2 separate regions of the Mus musculus genome follow, and region 2 is linked to region 1. Evidence: chromatin loops called from intact Hi-C (ENCODE). Cell type or tissue: gastrocnemius. All regions are shown on one strand. Each heading gives the region's core, and the rest is flanking DNA. Links, peaks and the distances in the headings are about the cores only.

Evidence for each region. Hi-C counts contacts between places; a loop is a spot of excess contacts. Peaks named below come from ENCODE experiments on the same cell type or tissue, not always from the same donor. Only the 100,000 strongest peaks of a DNase experiment are listed, where the experiment ranks them.
Region 2: a loop joins it to region 1, with 12 times the contacts of the local background. A loop is called at or near these places in 37 of 42 quality-filtered maps.

What each region holds. Positions count from the first base shown.
Region 1 is chr4:59,336,302-59,347,487 of GRCm38, forward strand. All of the region lies in intron 12 of Susd1 (sushi domain containing 1), which reads right to left. Among named protein-coding and RNA genes, the nearest start is that of Gm35578, 60 kb to the left of the region's middle. In gastrocnemius, for the core only: a CTCF peak has its summit at 4,625 (motif pointing left); a DNase peak (open chromatin) is centred at 4,617; H3K27ac peaks cover 906 bases.
Region 2 is chr4:59,093,809-59,098,808 of GRCm38, forward strand. It overlaps Shoc1 (shortage in chiasmata 1), which reads right to left. Exons shown (of 28, transcript NM_001370843.1): 6 at 322-475; 7 at 41-125. Among named protein-coding and RNA genes, the nearest start is that of Gm35527, 22 kb to the right of the region's middle. In gastrocnemius, for the core only: a CTCF peak has its summit at 2,735 (motif pointing right); a DNase peak (open chromatin) is centred at 2,752.

The sequences.
Region 1 (11,186 bases), core at 2,617-7,616:
ATTCTTAGGCCTCTGTGTGAGAGTGCCTGCCAATCTAGGCAGATCCCCAAACTCTGGGCTAATAAGCTGAGTTCTGGCAGTGGAGAGATGGGCAGCAGGAGGGAATGGGTAGGCCCAGGTCAGATCTGAGGTTCAGGAAGGAGTTAAAGAAAACCTAATTAGGAGTAGAACATAAGAACCAAAGAGGGTAAACTGGAAAAGAGCAGAAAGTCAGGAGTCGAGGCGTGAAATGCTTTTGGTCTGAGGAAATCAATGCAAGAGAAGCCAGAGAGGCAGGACATGGAAGAGAGAACAGAGGAGCACAGGCTACGCTACAGTCACCCGGGTCATGACGCCCCTCACCGGAGCTTGCAGAAAGTCTGTAATGGGAGCAGCTCACACCTAGGGAATTTGCTGAGACTGAAGTGTGTGTGGAAGTGTCTCAAAGGAAACTAGAAATTCACATTCAGTCTAGAAGTGCTTCTGAAGTCACCAGACACAGTGACACGGATCATACTTCTCACTGCCAAGAGCCCTAGGCAGGGGACTCACAGGGAACAGGCCCTGCTTACAGGTGAGGCTTCATAAAATGCCTTTTACGAGGGCCTTTCTCCCTTTAGAGAGGACTCCAGAGAGTGATTTCATGACATCTCTGAGAAAGAAGGCTGCAGAAGTGACAGGAAAAGAAAGCAGCCTGGGCCCGAGCTTCGAGCCCCCTCACCTGAGAACTCTGCCCTCAGGCCTGAGCGCCATCACCAGGCTGTTGGTGCTCTGTAGTAACAGTAAGGGTCTCTTGTTTCCTGTGATCCAGCCCAACAGTAGAAACCTATCTGTTGAAACCTATCACTTTTATTGCTCAGCCCCTCTCACTCTCTTCTTGGTTGCTCTCTGTTCTCCTCTGAGATAACTAAGCCTAGCTGACTGAGCTCATCTCCCAACTACCCTTCCAATCCATCTAGTCTCTCTCAACCTGGAGGAGACAGGACAAAGCGCACAGGGCTCAGAGAAGGCAGGTCTGGGGAACAACAGGAAAGCTCTGCCTCTTGTGTTCTGAGCCACCCAGTGTGGGATGCACCTTGCAGTTCCAAGGGTACACTGTCACCTGGCTGCCAATCAGCACATGATTTCCAGTTAGTTTGCTGCCTTGCTTGCGCGAGGCCTTCCCCAACTTGAGCTGCTCCACATTCTGCACTTCTCTGAAATGTAACAAGTGTGGCCGTCGGCAGCCTGGTTCTCCGCCACATTTCGGGGTGAAGTAACCCCGGCTTTCTGTTCTGTTGTCACAGTGCTGTTCCTCAGGTCCAAGTTGCTATCCCAGGCAAATCTGCCTCCTACCCACGCTCCTCCTCACTGATCTAAAAGCAAAGCAAAGCATAACCGTCCTATGGGGTAAAATGCAGTCCTCTCCCCTGGGTATGCACAACGGAAGCAGGGCCAGAGGCAGGCTTTCCATACAGTTCAGAGGTTCCAGTAACTTCAATCCTCCGCTAGAAGCAGACCACTAAAGAGTATCAGGGGCATCGTATGAGAAACAACAACAACAACAAAACAAAACAAAAAACACCTTGAGGAATACAGAGAAAAGTAACAGCAAAATTACAAGCAGGAACCACACAGGGAGGTGACAGAAGAGTGTGTATTTCAGGAAGACCACAACCCACCCAGGAAATCGAGAGGTGCATTAAACAACCCGGAGAAGAAAGTTCCTGTGTAGATTCAGCTTCATGTCTTAAGTCAGAACACAGTCTAAATGAGCCCAGATTATTACAAAGATAAGAAAGTTCTAGAGAACAAAATTTAACCTAGACTCCAGAGATGGGGAGCATTTTTCTCAGTGTCATTGGAGGAGTGAACGCTAAGACATTAATAGAACTGGTTCCGTGACACTGTCAAGTGTCTAAGTGTTTGGCTACAGAGACAGCCTGTGGGTATATCACGCTTTCCCCCAGCGCTTGAGGGTCTGAGTTTGGATCCCTGGCACCCATGTAAAAGCCAGCAGTGGCAGTGTATTTATAACCTCAGTGTTGGGGGTTGGGATAGGTGAATGAGACGGGGGACCCCAAAACTCCCTGGCTATCCCATCTAGTCAAATGCGGAGCTCAAGGCTCTGCCAACAAACAAACAAAAAAACAAACAAACAAGGTGACTGCAATAAAGACATGTATTGACCCCTTGCCTCCCTGCTCACCACAATTACAGACATGTCTAAGTGCACATGCACACACATGTGAGTACATGCACACATATACACACACACAGGCACACACAGGCACACTCATCCATACATATCCCGTACATATCCAAAATCTAAATGTCAAAATAATGAAAATAAAATTAAAGAATAAATTATCTTGGTGTGGGAAATGTGTAACACATATGCAAAGATTAACACTGCTAAGACAAGCAAAATGGTAAATCAGTAAAAGGAGATACTATAAGTGCAACTATATTAAAAGTTTTTCACCTAACCTTATGATAGTAAGTTTTTTTTTTTTTCTAAGAGATGTGCTCAAAGAAACTCATAGGAACAAAGAAATGAGAATGTTCACCATAAGCCGCCAGCCACAAGGCCAGATAGGCCTTCCCATCTACACATCTGTGAGGCTCGGCCACATGTTCTCCCACTCAGCACTGTGCATAGGTATTTGTCATTAATATTTCCTGAATTCAAGTGTCGGTTCTCAGCATGGTCCTTCTACGACATCAATCACCATGATTCTGGATTTTTAGGATTCTGATCTAAGGAAGCCTTCCTATGCACATTGTATAAAGTTAAAGTGTATACAAGCTGACCCGAGCAGCCAGCCCATTTCCTTCCACCGTGAGTCACCCTACCTCAGTGAAGAAGCCTAATGGGAACTGAATGGTGTTAGTGGGTGAAACAGAGAGATGCGAACAGGTGTCTGCTGCGCCATTTAAACAGGAACATGAGGTTAGAAGGTAGACCAATGTTTCTGGGAGTGGGAAAATGTGTGGGTGGCAGAAACATGGGACCCCAAACACGCTCACTCCCAGCCTGACCCAAGGAGCCAAACACCTTATACTGCCAAAGACTTTGAAAGGAAACCAGGCCAGGGGTCAATCCTTATCCAAAATCTCTGATGCAACTTCAGCCCCCCCAAGACACCAGAGGGACTTTCCAAGATCATTCCAGTGCCCTGTGACCAGCTAGGAGGAATAGGCTCCTTCCTCACCAAGGCTACAGAACACAATGGTACAGAACCCTTAAAGAGTTGGCGATCACCCACAAATGGAACAGAAGAATGGAGGGGAAAACTCAGGAGAACTGATCCCTCATGATGCTCCCCAGAGCCACCGGCTGACAGTGAAGAGGTAAGAGAGACAGGGTCAGGGAGAGCAGTGGTCCTGGCTGCCTTCCTACCCATCTGAAAAAGCGCCTTCTCTTTTCTTATTATGAAGGCAACCAGAGATGGGAAATTTCCCATGCTAGTTGCTGGCATTGGTACTGAAGTCAAATATAGAAATTACTTCCATCTTTTCCCCCTTTTTCCCTCTAGCATTTTTCAAACAATAGCCATGGCCTGGGGAACAACTAGTGGACTTTATCATCACATTCACACGCACACGTATTTCTGTTCTCCACCCCCATCCCAGCATCCACCCCACCCCAGCATCCACCCCACCCCAGCATCCACCCCACCACCAACACCCACCCCTACCCCTTTAGCTTTCTCTGATTTCCTGTGTTGTCCCTATGAAAATGAAATTTGCTTATAACTCAACGAGAAAACAGTACAGTCAGTGTGAGAGAGCTCCTTCTGCCTCTTAGGGGTCTACACCAAGACAGTGAGTGCTTTTTTGTTCTCCTTCCTTCCCTAAAGTGGGCATGAATGAGCCTGTTCTAAAGAACTCAGTTCAATGAGCCTGCTTAGGCTACACATGAGCCACAAGCTTGAGACGTGTCCCAGCCTCCAGCCATCACCCTCTCCTGCCTCCTAAAGCACTTGTCTCTGTCCCTCTCCACTCCTCGGCATCTCCTCTGAGGCCAGCAATATATTTAAAGCTCTTGTTTTCATCCCGTTCCCATCAGTAAGATTTAATTTAATAGGAGGCTCACAGAAGGGAAATTCCACCCGCTTTGCTTCTGGGAAAGCATCCGCTGTGTTTTCCAGATCCAAATCCTTAACTCAACATTTCTGGTAACATTTGAAAGTTCCTCTTTTTACTGAAACAATGCCACGAACATCTGGGATATCCTCACATCAACAAACCAGGTTCTCTTTCCTCTTACTTTTATGAGACACGGGGTTTTTTTGTTTTTTGTTTTCTCAACTCTTTAATAAAGTCTCACCAATTTGAATTTTCACACTGCCAAGTCTCTAAAGTAGAGGTTCTCAGTCTGCAGGTTGCGACCCCTTTGGGGGTCACATATCAGATACTCTGCATATCAGATATTTACATTACAATTCATAACAGTAGCAAAATTACAGTTCTGAAGTATCAATGAAATAATTGTATGGTTGGAAGTCCCCACACCATGAGGAACTGTGTTATAGGGTCCCAGCATTAGGAAGGTTGAGAACTGCTGCTCTAAAGCAAGTTTGAAAAGCAGGCATGATCTCAATGCTCTTAAAGGCCTTCACTGTCCCAGTGAACTTGAACAGCTCAACGGTGCCCCCTGGTGGCCATGAGCGCAGACACAGGACACGAGTGACTTGGGGCTGTGTTTAGCCTCAAAACCTCAATACCTATTATAAAGTGTCCTCTGACTTACACAGATATCCAATAGCTAACCCCCCCATCCTGCTCTACATGCAGAAAATAGAAGTAATAAAATGTAGTAAATATGTTTTTAAAGCAGCACAACTCACTCAAGTATGACACGGATCAAAGACTAGGCGACTGGGCAGTCTCTTTATAAGCATTGCTTTATAAACGTTGGATTGGACAGCACTTGTCTCTGGCACAAAGTACTCAGAGTTTCTCTTAATACAAAAAAAAACCCTATCTCTACAGCATCAATGACTCCCTAGCTATTATTAAGAAACGTGGATTTATTGTGCTAAGTGTCATTAGCATTTGTTGAGGGATTCAATATAGAGCAGACTAAAGGAAAATGCTTTCAAAGAGTTCCTATTTTACAGGGGAAGAAAGATAATAAACAAATTTTAAAATTAAAAAATCCAAGTTGTATGAAGAAGTCAAAGAGGGTGAGTGATACAGAAGAATAGGGTGGGGGCTGGAGAGAGGGCTCAGCGGTTAAGAGCACTGGCTGGTCTTCTAGAGGTTCTGAGTTCAATTCCCAGCAACCACTTGGTGGCTCACAACCATCTATAATTAGAGTGTCATGGGATCTGAGGCTCTCTTCTGGGGCGCAGATGTACATGCAGACAAAACAGCCATTTACATAAGTAAACAAATCCTTAAAATAAAGTAATAGCGTAGGGAGTGAGGGGGTGTTTAGGAAAGGATGGTCAGGTGAAGCCCCTCTAAGGGCGTTATTGTTTTAGACAGGTTTTCCAGATAGCATGTTCAAGAAGCTATTCCAAAGCTGTATATTATGGTTATTTGAGAAGCAGAACTTTTGGGAGGTGGCACAGTTATGAGGACCTTGTCGTTATGATGGGTTAATCCATTCATGGGTTATCAGGGGAGTTGGTTTGAATAAAACTCAACTTTTTGTTACACTTGCTCTGTCTACCATGTGATACCCTCTGTCAGGCCATGGCTGAGCAGGACAATGCTAGCCCAATGCTGTCCTCCCAGTCCACAGGCTTCCCAACATCCAAAAGCTATTCTTTGTAAATCTGGGGTCGGTTGTAGCAACAGGGAGCAGAGTAAGACATGGTGTAACAATCACACTTCCAAATACTCACAGGAAACCACAGACAGAGGTTATCCCAGAAAGAGGTGATAGCAAATGGAAAAGCCTTCATTGGGACAAGTCTGACCTATTTAAGAACAAGCAAGAAGGCGAGGGAGAGACAGCTGGTACCTGGTGAGAAAGAAGACGAGGAGGAAGTGAGTTCAAGAAGGTGGCCCAGGGAGGCTGAGGGAAGAGGACGGACCACACTAATGAAGCCAACCTGGGCTACAGAGAGAGAGAGTATGAGGCCAACCCAAGGGTATAGAGTGCCATGAAATAAACAACAGCAATAAGCAAACAAAACCCAGAAATCTACTTCAGGAGTCCAAGCGGCAGTTCCTGCTAGGATCGAGTCTGTAGAGTTGAAGACAAAGACAGAAATATTTGATTGAAATCAACAGGGTTTGTTAACTGATTAGAAATTTAGGAATCAGATAGGCAATTAAGACTCTTGGCTTGGCCAGCTAATCAGGGGAATTCCAGGAACTGAGTTATGAAAATTGACACAATTTTCATGGATTTAGAAGTAAGAGGTGCGAAATTTAAAATTCTGTTTAATTTGTCTAGTATGTTCAAAGGTGTGTGTTTAGAAGGCAGGTAGATAAGTTTGAATCCAAAGAGGTTGGGCTTAAAGGTACAGATTTGGGGACTGTCAGTATTAAGAAGCTATTAGTTGCCTTCCGCTCCACTCGAGCACCTGGGTACCTTGCCAGCGGAGTTGCCCCGACACCCGCAAGGGCCCACACAGGATTCCCCACGGGATCCTAAGACCTCTGGTGAGTGGAACACAGCGTCTGCCCCAATCCAATCTCGCGGAACCTGAGACTGCGGTAAATAGGGAAGCAGACTATCCGGGCCTGACCTGGGGCAGAAGTCCCTTCCACTCCACTCGAGCACCGGGGTGCCTTGCCAGCGGAGTCGCCTGACACCCGCAAGGGCCCACACAGTATTCCCCACGGGATCCTAAGACCTCTAGTGAGTGGAACACAACTTCTACCAGGAGGCAGGTTCGAACACCAGATATCTGGGTACCTTCCCTGCAAGAAGAGAGCTTGCCTGCAGAGAATACTCTGCCCACTGAAACTAAGGAGAGAGCTAGCCTCCCAGGTCTGCTTATTGAGGCTAACAGAGTCACCTGAAGAACAAGCTCTTACCAGAGACAACTATAACAGCTAACTTCAGAGATTACCAGATGGCGAAAGGCAAACGTAAGAATCCTACTAACAGAAATCAAGACCACTCACCATCATCAGAACACAGCACTCCCACCCCACCTAGTCCTGGGCACCCCAATACAACCGAAAATCTAGACCCAGATTTAAAACATTTCTCATGATGATGATAGAGGACATCAAGAAGGACTTTCATAAGTCACTTAAAAAATTACAGGAGAGCACTGCTAAAGAGTTACAGGCCCTTAAAGAAAAGCAGGAAAACACAACCAAACAGGTAGAAGTCCTTAAAGAAAAACAGGAAAACACATCCAAACAGGTGATGGAAATGAACAAAACCATACTAGAACTAAAAAGGGAAGTAGACACAATAAAGAAAACCCAAAGCGAGGCAACGCTGGAGATAGAAACCCTAGGAAAGAAATCTGGAACCATAGATGCGAGCATCAGCAACAGAATACAAGAAATGGAAGAGAGAATCTCAGGTGCAGAAGATTCCATAGAGAACATCGACACAAAAGTCAAAGAAAATACAAAATACAAAAGGATGCTAACTCAAAACATCCAGGAAATCCAGGACACAATGAGAAGACCAAACCTACGGATAATAGGAGTTGATGAGAATGAAGATTTTCAACTTAAAGGGCCAGCTAATATCTTCAACAAAATAATAGAAGAAAACTTCCCAAACATAAAGAAAGAGATGCCCATGATCATACAAGAAGCATACAGAACTCCAAATAGACTGGACCAGAAAAGAAATTCCTCCCGACACATAATAATCAGAACAACAAATGCACTAAATAAAGATAGAATATTAAAAGCAGTAAGGGAGAAAGGTCAAGTAACATATAAAGGAAGGCCTATCAGAATTACACCAGACTTTTCACCAGAGACTATGAAAGCCAGAAGAGCCTGGACAGATGTTATACAGACACTAAGAGAACACAAATGCCAGCCCAGGCTACTATACCCGGCCAAACTCTCAATTACCATAGATGGAGAAGCCAAAGTATTCCACGACAAAACCAAATTCACACATTATCTTTCCACGAATCCAGCCCTTCAAAGGATAATAACAGAAAAGAAGCAATACAAGGACGGAAATCACGCCCTAGAACAAGCAAGAAAGTAATCCCTCAACAAACCAAAAATAAGACAGCCACAAGAACAGAATGCCAACTCTAACAACAAAAATAAAAGGAAGCAACAATTACTTTTCCTTAATATCTCTTAATATCAATGGACTCAATTCCCCAATGAAAAGACATAGACTAACAGACTGGCTACACAAACAGGACCCAACATTCTGCTGCTTACAGGAAACCCATCTCAAGGAAAAAGACAGACACTACCTCAGAGTGAAAGGCTGGAAAACAATTTTCTAAGCAAATGGTCTGAAGAAACAAGCTGGAGTAGCCATTCTAATATCGGATAAAATCGACTTCCAACCCAAAGTTATCAAAAAAGACAAGGAGGGACACTTCATACTCATCAAAGGAAAATCCTCCAAGAGGAACTCTCAATCCTGAATATCTACGCTCCAAATGCAAGGGCAGCCACATTCATTAAAGACACTTTAGTAAAGCTCAAAGCACACATTGCATCTCACACAATAATAGTGAGAGACTTCAACACACCACTTTCATCAATGGACAGATCGTGGAAACAGAAACTAAACAGGGACACAGTGAAACTAACAGAAGTGATGAAACAAATGGACCTGACAGATATCTACAGAACATTTTATCCTAAAACAAAAGGATATACCTTCTTCTCAGCACCTCACGGGACCTTCTCCAAAATTGACCATATAATTGGTCACAAAACAGGCCTCAACAGATACAAAAATATTGAAATTGTCCCATGTATCCTATCAGACCACCATGGCCTAAGACTGATCTTCAATAACAACATAAATAATGGAAAGCCAACATTCACGTGGAAACTGAACAACACTCTTCTCAATGATACCTTGGTCAAGGAAGGAATAAAGAAAGAAATTAAAGACTTTTTAGAGTTTAATGAAAATGAAGCCACAACGTACCCAAAACCTATGGGACACAATGAAAGCATTTCTAAGAGGGAAACTCATAGCTCTGAGTGCCTCCAAGAAGAAACGGGAGAGAGCACATACTAGCAGCTTGACAACACATCTAAAAGCTCTAGAAAAAAAGGAAGCAAATTCACCCAAGAGGAGTAGACGGCAGGAAATAATCAAACTCGGGGGTGAAATCAACCAAGTGGAAACAAGAAGAACTATTGAAAGAATTAACCAAACGAGGAGTTGGTTCTTTGAGAAAATCAACAAGATAAACTCTTAGCTAGACTCACTAGAGGGCACAGGGACAAAATCCTAATTAACAAAATCAGAAATGAAAAGGGAGACATAACAACAGATCCTGAAGAAATCCAAAACACCATCAGATCCTTCTACAAAAGGCTATACTCAACAAAACTGGAAAACCTGGATGAAATGGACAAATTTCTGGACAGATACCAGGTACCAAAGTTGAATCAGGATCAAGTTGACCATCTAAATAGTACCATATCCCCTAAAGAAATAGAAGCAGTTATTAATAGTCTCCTAGCCAAAAAAAGCCAGGACCAGACAGGTTTAGTGCAGAGTTCTATCAGACCTTCAAAGATGATCTAATTCCAGTTCTGCACAAACTATTTCACAAAATAGAAGTAGAAGGTACTCTACCCAACTCATTTTATGAAGCCACTATTACTCTGATACCTAAACCACAGAAAGATCCAACAAAGATAGAGAACTTCAGACCAATTTCTCTTATGAATATCGATGCAAAAATCCTCAATAAAATTCTCGCTAACCGAATCCAAGAACACATTAAAGCAATCATCCATCCTGACCAAGTAGGTTTTATTCCAGGGATGCAGGGATGGTTTAATATACGAAAATCCATCAATGTAATCCATTATATAAACAAACTCAAAGACAAAAACCACATGATCATCTCCTTAGATGCAGAAAAAGCATTTGACAAGATCCAACACCCATTCATGATAAAAGTCTTGGAAAGATCAGGAATTCAAGGCCCATACCTAAACATGATAAAAGCAATCTACTGCAAACCAGTAGCCAACATCAAAGTAAATGGAGAGAAGCTGGAAGCAATCCCACTAAAATCAGGGACTAGACAAGGCTGCCCACTTTCTCCCTACCTTTTCAACATAGTACTTGAAGTATTAGCCAGAGCAATTCGACAACAAAAGGAGATCAAGGGGATACAAATTGGAAAAGAGGAAGTCAAAATATCACTTTTTGCAGATGATATGATAGTATATGTAAGTGACCCTAAAAATTCCACCAGAGAACTCCTAAAACTGATAAACAGCTTCGGTGAAGTAGCTGGATATAAAATAAACTCAAACAAGTCAATGGCCTTTCTCTACACAAAGAATAAACAGGCTGAGAAAGAAATTAGGGAAACAACACCCTTCTCAATAGTCACAAATAATATAAAATATCTCGGCGTGACTCTAACTAAGGAAGTGAAAGATCTGTATGATAAAAACTTCAAGTCTCTGAAGAAAGAAAGTAAGAAGATCTCAGAAGATGGAAAGATCTCCCATGCTCATGGATTGGCAGGATCAACATTGTAAAAATGGCTATCTTGCCAAAAGCAATCTACAGATTCAATGCAATCCCCATCAAAATTCCAACTCAATTCTTCAACGAATTAGAAGGAGCAATTTGCAAATTCATCTGGAATAACAAAAAACCTAGGATAGCAAAAACTCTTCTCAAGGATGAAAGAACCTCTGGTGGAATCACCATGCCTGACCTAAAGCTTTACTACAGAGCAATTGTGATAAAAACTGCATGGTACTGGTATAGAGACAGACAAGTAGACCAATGGAATAGAATTGAAGACCCAGAAATGAACCCACACACCTATGGTCACTTGATCTTCGACAAGGGAGCTAAAACCATCCAGTGGAAGAAAGACAGCATTTTCAACAAATGGTGCTGGCACAACTGGTTGTTATCATGTAGAAGAATACGAATCAATCCATACTTATCTCCTTGTACTAAGGTCAAATCTAAGTGGATCAAGGAACTCCACATAAAACCAGAGACACTGAAACTTATAGAGGAGAAAGTGGGGAAAAGCCTTGAAGATATGGGCACAGGGGAAAAATTCCTGAACAGAACAGCAATGGCTTGTGCTGTAAGATCG
Region 2 (5,000 bases), core at 1-5,000, 250 kb before region 1:
CATTACTGAAAGTAAAGTTTAGGATTCTATTGAAACATACTAGTTTCTTCTTACAAAAGGTCTCCTCAGCCATATGGAAATCTCTCACAAAAGGTTCCGAACATTCTTGAACAGAGAAATACTCCCTTAAATAAAAAAATCAAACAAGATTAATTAATACTTACTAAAAACACATAATAAGCACTGCCAATCAAAACACACAAAGACTCTCGTGTAAGTTGAGATGAAGCACTGGAACCCTCACCAACAGCATCTAACCCTGTGGCCACACAAAGACTGTTCTCTGCTACCAAAGCAGTTACAGCACTGGGAATGACATACGTGAAATTATCCTTTCCAGAGAGCTCTTCTTTGAAATCTAAAAATGGATCCTTCACCAGATAGAGCTTCAGTCTGCTCAGGAGACCATTCACAGTTGGTAGATGGTTGTCCATTGCTTTATTCATAAAAATCATTTCCTCATCAATAAGCAATCCTGAAAAGAAATAAATAAAAAATCTAATAGTTATACCAGAGATCTAGATGTTAAATATTAACAGATTTTTCAAACACACTGAAATCATTAAGTTCCCTATTATACTATGTATATAAAACACAGAATGTGGTACCCAGACAAAAGGAAAATCTCAATAAAATGTAGTATTATTTAGCATATGGAAACAAAGACAAATGTTCTGAAACAGTTGCATAATAGTGACATATACTTTATCAACAAAGACGGACTTAATCAATCAAGGGAAGTATTCTCTTCTTCAAAACAGTACCAAAAGTTTAAAGAAATAAAAATACTGGACTCTGACTGAGTCTGGCTTTCTGTTCTCTGCATCATTTAATCTGTAAGGACATACAGTAAATAGATATGATCTAAAAAGCATACATATGAAATCACTGACTCCATCATTATAAAGCTACCAATACAATGCTGATTCACAGTTAGTTATAGTGAAAATCTATATACTAGAATATCTACTTGGGAAATATGATGTACTTTACATATTAAAAACACCATGGTAATATTAACCAGAGATGTACAATTTCCTTTCTATTTTAACCTTCAATGTTTGGGTTACTTTAGAAGCTTGGCTGCTTGTATGAGTTTCTAAGTTTTGGATAGGAACACTAAACTGGCCCCCTTCTTCAGTAAATTTCTCAGTGAAAAGAGAAAGGAAGGAAAATGTATGCTTAGAGAAAGAAGCACTCAGAAAGCCAGCATCTCCATCATGAAAGCCTCCTTGAGTGTGGAGAATGGACAAGTCTCTCAGATTCAGGAGGGAACAGTATGTAGTTTTCAGGCAGTGATGTCTCTCATGGCCTGAGTGATATGCATGTGCCTCATCAATATCTGACAGAAGACAAGCAGCTGGAAGCATCCCTTGCCTGTGCCAAATACATGTGTCAAAGAACTTTTGAAATAAACCAGCCTCTTAGGTGACCATCAAGTCATTTCAGTTCCTGTCAATCTCAGGGCTTATTTGAGAAAATTAAGGGTGGTTTATTGGTGCCATCCACCCATTCTGCAAAACCAACGAAGTCATGTTAAGAGTGAAACGACAAATTGTATCTTATATCTCGGGTATACTAAGTTTCTAGGCTAATATCCACTTATCAGTGAGTACATATCATTTGAGTTCTTTTGTGATTGTGTTACCTCACTCAGGATGATGCCCTCCAGGTCCAACCATTTGCCTAGGAATTTCATAAATTCATTCCTTTTAATAGCTGAGTAGTACTCCATTGCGTAAATGTACCACATTTTTTGTATCCATTCCTCTGTTGAGGGCATCTGGGTTCTTTCCAGCTTCTGGCTATTATAAATAAGGCTGCTCTGAACATAGTGGAGCATGTGTCCTTCTTACCAGTTGGAACGTCTTCTGGATATATACCCAGAAGAGGTATTGCGGGATCCTCCGGGAGTACTATGTCCAATTTTTTGAGGAACGGCCAGAATGATTTCCAGAGTGGTTGTACAAGCCTGCAATCCCACCAACAATGGAGGAGTGTTCCTCTTTCTCCACATCCTCGCCAGCATCTGCTGTCACCTGAATTTTTGATCTTAGCCATTCTGACTGGTGTGAGATGGAATCTCAGGGTTGTTTTGATTTGCATTTCTCTGATGATTAAGGATGCTGAGCATTTTTTCAGGTGCTTCTCAGCCATTCGGTATTCCTCAGGTGAGAATTCTTTGTTTAGCTCTGAGCCCCATTTTTTAATGGGGTTATTTGATTTTCTGGAGTCCACCTTCTTGAGTTCTTTATATATATTGGATATTAGTCCCCTATCTGATTTAGGATAGGTAAAGATCCTTTCCCAATCTGTTGGTGGCCTTTTTGTCTTATTGACGGTGTCTTTTGCCTTACAGAAGCTTTGCAGTTTCATGAGGTCCCATTTGTCAATTCTTGATCTTACAGCACAAGCCATTGCTGTTCTATTCAGGAATTTTCCCCCTGGGGCCAAAAAGTGGGAATGGGTGGGTAGGGGAGTGGGGGGGGGAGGGTATGGGGGACTTTTGGGGTAGCATTGGAAATATAATTGAGGAAAATACGTAATAAAAATATTTAAATATTAAAAAAGAGTGAAACGGCATTGGTTTATATTCCATTTCCTTGTTACTCACAAGCTCTGAGCTTGTCACCCCAAATAAAGCCACATTTAGATATATGTGCTGCAAGGGGACATTTTATGTCACTTGGCATCCCTATACCCTTTCAGTCCCTTCAATTAAACCACCATTTTTGATGCAGCCACTAGAGGTCAGCAAATCTCCACAACCAATGCTGTTAGACAAAGGCTGTTTTCATGGGAATGGTGGCTTCCTTACACAAGTACAGTGGTAGTGTATCACATGGAGTTCTTACTCTACAGCAAGCATGTGTGCTCACAGTGTATTACTCTATTGTAGACAAATGATAAGCAGGAAATGCAAGGTGGCTAGTTATGAAAGAAGCAGAAAAAAGAGGCTTGGTAACAGGAAACTTTACTAGAGTCACTCCTGCCCACCTAAGAAACCCAAGTTAAGCAGACAAAAACAGGGTGAGTTCCTTAACATGTGTGTATACAACAGTAATCATTTCTTAGTGGAAACCGGTGAGTATCTTAAACAACAACAACAACCCATATTAAATATTAAATAAAAGGCAAGACATTCCTCGTCCCCTAGCCAGGAAAACTAACCAGAACATTTTTCAAGGATCTAACACTGATTTCCGAACAGTTGTTATTTAGAACTTTTGGGGAAAATGACTACAAACTAAATCTCGACAAATACACGAAGAAGTCAGGGGAAAAACCAAGAGACAGATGGCATATGTCACAGGTATATAAGAGCTGATTAGGTGACATTAACACAATAGACAAAACCGTAGACAACCCAGAATTCAACTGGAGTGGGTCAGAACTTAGCATTTAATAGAAGCATCATCTCTAATAGTGGGAAGGACTCTTAGCTAAATGATACTGGAACAAATACCAAAGTGCTTAAACATTAAAAAATGTCCCTAGTCCTAAACATAAAAAAACCTGAAATACAATTACATAATATATTTAAAAATTAGTAGGGTGCCATGGCACACACTTAAAAATCCCAATACCCAGGAGTCAGGTAGATTTCTGTGAGTTTAAAGTCAGCCTGCTCTACAAAGTGAGTTCTAGATCAGTAATGGCTACATAGAGAGACCCTGTCTCAAAACAAACAAATCCTTAAACAATGGAAAAGTTATATAATAAAAGAACATTTTGTAATTAAAAACAAAAGAAACCATAAAAAAAAAAAAGAACATTTTTCTAAGCACAAATTCAGTGCTAGAATCAATAAAGGAAAACATCAGCAGAACTAATCAGAATAAAGTTAAATGCATTTGGAATTATTGGTGTGTTTACATATTTTTAGATGCCAGTAGAAAATAAAATCACTTTACAAAAGAAAATATATAAATAGCCAATACACACTAATAGCTTTTAAGGATGTAAAACATACATTTTCCTCATCACACTGGTTTATGTGTACCCAGTGACAACAAGGCTGGCACGAATAAGTTATTTTTACACTATGCCAGCAGTGCTAAAGCTAAGAACAAAATCAGTGAAATATTTATATCTCCAAGATTAACCTCAGTGAAATAACTAGAAATGCTCTGCCCAGTGTAGAAGAGACCCTCCTACTGGATGCCTGCAGAAGACAGCTTCTTGCTGCTGCTTTCGGATCAAGATGTAGAACTATGGCTCCTCCAGCACCATGTCTGCCTGCATGCTGCCATGCTTCCTGCCATGATGATAACAGACTGAATCTCTGAACCTGTAAGCCAGCCCCAATTAAACAGTTTCCTTTATAAGAATTCCTCTTTTCAGGACAAGAAACCCAAACTAAGACAATAGATAACTACAAAAAATAGATTACAAAGATAATAAAGTGAAATCTATGATACAGGACACAAATGAAAATAAGTTAAGTATTATTTTCTCCTAGTTAATTGCTTTTATCCAAAAATGGCTTGTAGTTGCCATGAAATAATAACAGCTCCATGTGTGTAGCCTGTTGGTTTTTTATAACTATCCCCATATACACATGTAATGTAATATAAGTATATCTTTCATCTCCACAAAATTTTACAAGAAGTTTTGATAATAGATCAAGAAAAACAAATTATAAAAGAAAGCTAAAACCATAATCTACCCTCAAGCCTCAATGACAACTTTCCCCAAACTATATCACATAACATAAAACAGCAGTAAAGTAACCTAGCTATAGGTTTGGTTTGGTTTGGTTTGATTTGGTTTGGTTTGGTTTGGTTTGGTTTTGAGTCATGGTTTTGTTTTGTTTTGTTTTGTTTTGTTTTGTTTTGAGTCATGGTTTCTCTATGTAGCCCTGGCTATCCTGGAACTCACTATGTAGACCAGACTGGCCTTGAACTCTGGAATTAAAGGTGCTAGATTTAAGGATTTACAGCACTCCTGGCTATAGCATTTCTTAAATAGCAGGAATGATTATATAACAGACTTTCAAG